Linked DNA regions of Mus musculus: region 2 is linked to region 1. Evidence: chromatin loops called from intact Hi-C (ENCODE). Cell type or tissue: heart. All regions are shown on one strand. Each heading gives the region's core, and the rest is flanking DNA. Links, peaks and the distances in the headings are about the cores only.

The links. Hi-C counts contacts between places; a loop is a spot of excess contacts. Peaks named below come from ENCODE experiments on the same cell type or tissue, not always from the same donor. Only the 100,000 strongest peaks of a DNase experiment are listed, where the experiment ranks them.
Region 2: a loop joins it to region 1, with 7 times the contacts of the local background. A loop is called at or near these places in 5 of 42 quality-filtered maps.

Annotation. Positions count from the first base shown.
Region 1 is chr4:81,497,069-81,499,990 of GRCm38, reverse strand. No RefSeq gene overlaps it. Among named protein-coding and RNA genes, the nearest start is that of Mpdz, 56 kb to the right of the region's middle. In heart, for the core only: a CTCF peak has its summit at 1,670 (motif pointing left); no DNase peak of the experiment used is centred there.
Region 2 is chr4:82,588,552-82,591,473 of GRCm38, reverse strand. No RefSeq gene overlaps it. Among named protein-coding and RNA genes, the nearest start is that of Gm11267, 1.7 kb to the right of the region's middle. In heart, for the core only: a CTCF peak has its summit at 1,762 (motif pointing right); a DNase peak (open chromatin) is centred at 1,773; H3K27ac peaks cover 809 bases.

The sequences.
Region 1 (2,922 bases), core at 223-2,722:
TTCTTCCAACAACAACCTAAGGCATGCTGACAAAATGAATTAATACTAAATGAACGGTTCTAACCACTGTGTTCAAAGTGTATCAGTTGGTGGTCTATTTTACTACAAGCCTAAAGTTTGAACTATCTACTAAACTGGCCTTTGTCAACTAGTATGCACCAGACTTAATGTATGAATGTTGCTCTAAAAAAACTCCAAGTTATGTCATTCAGTTGACAGAAGTAAGCCTTTATCATTGTTTTGCCTCCACTGTGGGATCTACAGTGTGGGATTTGTAAGGAGCATCTGCATTTGCAGTTGGTGAAGACCTATTAATTTGTGTTAAGGTACTTTGTAACTATTTCTCAAAGCATTGATTTTTTTCAGTAATATAATTTCTTTGGGAGAAACTCAGTTCTTGGACATGTCATGATGGATCAGGCATGCGACATCAAAAAGACCCTCAGAACTCACAAAGACAGCAGCACCATGCACAAGACCTACAACAGATACAAACCAGATGAGATCCTAGCACTGTGAGGGAAAGGAGACTCTTAAAAGCCTGCTTTGGGAGATGGAAGAGAAAAGAAAGTAACATACTATTTCAAGAGCAACTCAGCATCAGGGAGATGATACACTCAAGTGTCTTGGGTTTTCTCCTCTTTCTTGATGAACTCAGTAGACGTAAGCCTGGCCAGAACATCCCACATCAGGGCAGGTATAAATATGTGAGTTTCTAGTTTGAAAACTGAAATAACTTTTTAATTTATTACTAAAAATACTGAGTTCATCATTGAACATCCTAGGTAAGTTAGATTGCCCTCCAACCACCTTGAAAAACTCTATGATCACCTTAAACTAAGATTTGTAAGGAGAAGTTCAGTCTCAGGGTGGCTGGGGGCCACATTCACACGCCTTGCCCTTAAGTTCTGCATAGGTAAGAATTCCCTTCACCTCCAAAGAGCCACTGAATTCCAAGTGCAGGGATTTCTATGAGAACACTACACACTGCAGTTTAACTCAACCTTGCCAGCTAACTACATTAAGGAGTCAGCTGAGACCACAGGAGAAAAGGAACAGAGATCTGTTTCATTGTGGCCAGTATGTCTCTGTGTAAGTTCCCCAGGCACCATTAAATGTACTTTTCTGAAAGACTTGGTGACTTAACTTCCTGATATAGGACACTATATGCTTAAGGAGCCAGAGAAAGATGAAATAGGAGAGCTGATATTAAGCCAGCTAAAGATCTTTCTTTCCCTAGGAAATCTTACAAGGCTGTTTGGAGAAATAAAATGTCAAATGTACAAAGATTTAAAGGGTAGAAGTCAGATCTGTGACTTCCCGTCAAATTCTTTCTATGAGTCAGATTCTGTAGGATAATGCTAAAGAGCAAACCTTATCACATCCAGGAAAGTCAACTGTATATATTCAAAGCCTCGTAAGTTTCTATTACTTCTATTACTTATGCTATATATTGTATTAAAGCCTATTTAAGGCATAAGCGTTAGCTTCCTTAAGCCAATGTTTTTACAAGTTCATGACCATGATAAAATATATTGCTTTTCAGAATAAATACCCTTTATGCCTATCATAACTGTATTCTACCAATTTAATTATACCAACACTCACAGGAGACTTTTTTTTCCCCTAGAAATAGTCCGTGTGTAATGCCTGCAGTGACATCTACTGGTAAAGAAACACTCCTAGTTCTTCTAAACAGTAGACTCCTAGGCACTCATTTTCATTCTCTAGGCCTGAATTTCCCCACCAAGGTCAAGTAATTAGTTTCAGACACTTTTTTTTTTCATAATAAAAAATGTGAAAATGACATTTTACTTGGGAGGATAAGGATTCTCCATGCATTTGTTAGTCTGTATTTCTCCACTAAAAACTGTTTCTGTGTTCGATGCCTCTCTCTGTGTCTCTCTGTGTCTCTCTGTGTCTCTCTCTCTCTCTGTCTCACTCTGTCTCTCTCTGTCTCACTCTCTCTGTTTCCTCTCTCTCTCTCTCTCTCTCTCTCTCTCTCTCTCTCTCATTCAGTTCTTATAATGGTCCCTAAGGTATGTGCTGTTATTTTTATTTCTCAGGGGAAGAAGAGAACAGACATTCAGAGAAGCCAAAATCCTTGTTCAAGCTAATAGAGTGTGACAAAGTTCAGATCATCTTCTGCTTCTATCTGACCTACACCTCTATATATAAGTTTTTTCCAGCCACCTTCCATCTCTGGTGTCTTTGGGAGCAATCCAACCTCCACATGACCCTCCCATTCCTTTTCTCTAGCTATGGCAACCTAGAAAGTTGGTGCTTACTCCCCAAGATAGGAGAGTGAAGGCATAAATATTAAAGTTTCTGGCTACAAGGAATCTAAAGTAATGTTGCAGAAAGTATCCCATGAACATCTCTCGATGCTCTGTGTGTGTTCGTGCACCTCCATTCCTAGTGCAAAGAAATGAACCTTAGAGAAAACTGTCCAACTCTGCAAAAACATAACAAGAGACCTGGTGCTTAAGCCATGCTTCTTAAACAGTGGGACATACCGTAATACATTAATGTGAGGGCTGCAAAATATGACAAAAGGAAAGGGTTTCTGAACACACAGCAACCAAAAACTAATTCAGAGCCAAGCACAGAGTCAATCTGATATGTTTCTGGAAGCACTCACTTGTGTTGTATCTTAGGACATCACTGCAATCTCATTCTGAACACACATTAATACTTTGCACTACATTAGCTGCACATTGTTTTGTTTTCTTAAAATTATATAAGTGTAAGAGTATACACACACATATACATACATACACACACACACACACACACACACACACACATATATATATATATATATATATATACCCCTTGGGATGACAAAGTTCATTTCAAGGGCCATAGCAATTTAACAAAAGCCCCAGTGCTAGGCATGAGAAACCTCCTAAATTATCATCC
Region 2 (2,922 bases), core at 324-2,823, 1.1 Mb before region 1:
ATAGGGTCTTTCATTGAACCTGGAACTAGGCTGGTAGACAGTAAGTACCAATGAGCCTTCCTTCTCTGCCCCTGACCGCACTGGGTTCCAGGTGCAGACAGCCACACCTGTCTTTGTATGTAGGGACTAGTGTCTGAGCCCCAGGCTGCCATGCCTGTGCAGCTGCAGCCACTGTCCTTGCTCACTGAGCCATCCCGCCAGCCTCAATAGACAGTTTTGACAGCACTTTGGAATTCATTGTAGCCAGAGGGTGGGAGAAAAGTTCTCTGGTCCACCTGTTCACTCTTATCAATGGGTAAAGACTACGAAAGATTTTTCTGGAAAAGAATTTCTATGATCCATGACCTAATACTCTCATTACAAACCTTAAAATGTCATCTTCCCTAGATAATTAAAATGATATGATACTGAACACTTCTGGAATGCTCAAATTATTTCTTGTCAATGCAAACCAGTATTTCTGGGTTCTGTTCAGATCTGCCGTGGGGAAGTCCCATTCCTAAGAACAACCAAGGGGATATAGAATACAGAACTACCAAGGGCATCTTGACCCCATAGGAAGAACAACAATATCAACTAACCAGACCCCCACCCCAGAGCTCCCAGGGACTAAACCACCAACCAAAAAGTATACATGGCTGGGTATACTGAAGTCTGTGGCTGCAGCTCCATATATAGCAGAGGATTGCCTTATCTGGCATCAAGGAAAGGGAGGGTCTTAGTCCTGTGGAGGCTTGATGCCCCAGCGTAGGGTGATGCTAGAGGGATGAGGCGGGAGTGGGTGGGAGGGTGAGTGGAGGAGCACCCTCTTAAGAGGCAAAGGGGAGGAGGGGGGATGTGGTGGGGGGTTTGCAGAGGGGAGACCGGGAAGGAGGACAACATTTGACATGTAAATAAATAAAGTAACAAAAAAAATACAGAATTATCAAAGTGAGCCAGAAGATATTTATTAAGTGTCTACTTATAGAGTGAAAACTGTCCTAGGAAATGAGAAGGTGGCTTGAGAAAGATAGATAACCATCCCAAGAATCTTGTAGCTACCAAGTCAGTTAGGACACCGGTCTTGGTAAAGGCAGAAGAGTAGGATGCCAGAGAATCGAGGCTAGATGCGGAGGCACATGTCTTTAATACCAGGACTCAGGGAGGCAAAGGCAGGCACGTCTCTGTGCATTCGAGAACAGCCAGCCTGGCCCCACCTTCTCAAAAAAAAAAAAAGCCAGAGAATGGAAACAAGGCCTCACGAGGATACAATGTCACAAATCCAGGGTCTGTGCAGCAAGACAAGACCCTGTTGCAAAATGGTGCTGGTGGAAGAGAGATGGGTAGAAATCAAAGCTAATTAATTTATTATATCCTACAACTGAATGTCCTCCAAGTTGATAACAACAGAATTTTGACTAGAAATTACCCTTTTGAATTAATTTGATCCAGTGACTCTTCTGATAAAACCTTGGAATTCCTGTTCAAATGTCTTAGCACCCAGTTGACCACTTGCTTTTGGAAGATTGGTCCTCTCAGTGGAATCCACCCGCACAACATTCTCTCCTTGCTTAGAGGAGCTTAGGAAAGCATTCCTGGTTACCAGGGCAAAACATTGGAGAGAAAGGAAGTGAGGCTTCGGTTGAAGGTTGGCCTCTTTGCAGATGGCTTCCTAGAGAGGCTTCTGCCAAGCCTGTGCCTCCTCCTAACTCCAGTCACAGAGAGAGCATCAGTGATTTGCTCTCCCAGGATCTGGTTTCAATGGGCAACATCTCATTAACCAGACCAGCAGATGTCAGTCCTGACCCACTTTTCCTCAGGTTTGAATCAGTACCGCTCCAGCTGGTTTGCTGTCTCTGTCTTATTTCTTCTTCCTGAGGTGGAGGGCCCCTGGCTTGCTTTGCTTTGCTAATATTTGCCTTATTCGGTAGTCATTATGTGATAAGCAGGCTGTTTGCTTTAGGTTTGCCTTGGTGTGTCTCCTAGTGACTTTTATTCGTAGCTGGTAGCTTAACCCAAGTTACAGTTGTGAGCTGCTTGTTACTGAGTGTGCATAGGACACTTTGAACAGACCTGCTGCCTCAAAAATCCAAACCCAGGTCAAAATAAATGACTAAAATGAATAAATAATCAATCAATCTGAAGAACACACATAGCTTGTAACCTCAGTTTCATTTTAAAAATATCAGTGTGAACAGACTAAGGTTTACAAGCCCACCAGCAAAAATGCATATATTTTTTCTGTACATTTTTTTTCTGTACATTTGTTGAGCATGTATCTTATCCTGAACAAAAACATCTTGCATGTTATGTGGACGAATTAAGTCGTTAGTCAGCAGTACAAATGGAACTACTTTAAGGAAACAACATACATAACACAATTTTACAGTATATTCTATCTCCAAGATGCTGCTTACTGTCACGGCACACTTTCGATTGCAACTTTGAACTTGGAGATGAGTTTGTGAAGGAAGATGTGTGTGTGTGTGTGTGTGAGTGTGTGTGTCTGTGTGTCTGTGTGTCTGTGTGTGTGTCTGTGTGTGTGTGCTGCTCTCTGGACAAGGCATTGTTTGTAAGGACTGATTAGCTGCTGTGTGTGCCGAAGTCAACTGTCTTAGATTCCATACACAAGACAAGAGAACTGAAACACTGCAAAGAGGCCAGACACAAAAGAACACCAGGCAATATTATGTCACTTACGTTACAGGGTAAATGTTTATTTACCGAGTTGATTAGCTTAACCAACAAGAATTTCTTGATTTATTAAGAATAGCAATACAACCTGTAATATAGAGGTAATTTTAAAAATCCCACTAAAGATTGTAACACTCGGTGCCTTTTCAGGGCAATCCCTCTGGTAAGCAAACATATAATGTTGCTTTTACTTCACTTGAATGTAACTTGTGAGTTACATAAAAATCTAATCTAAGTGAACTGATTTTA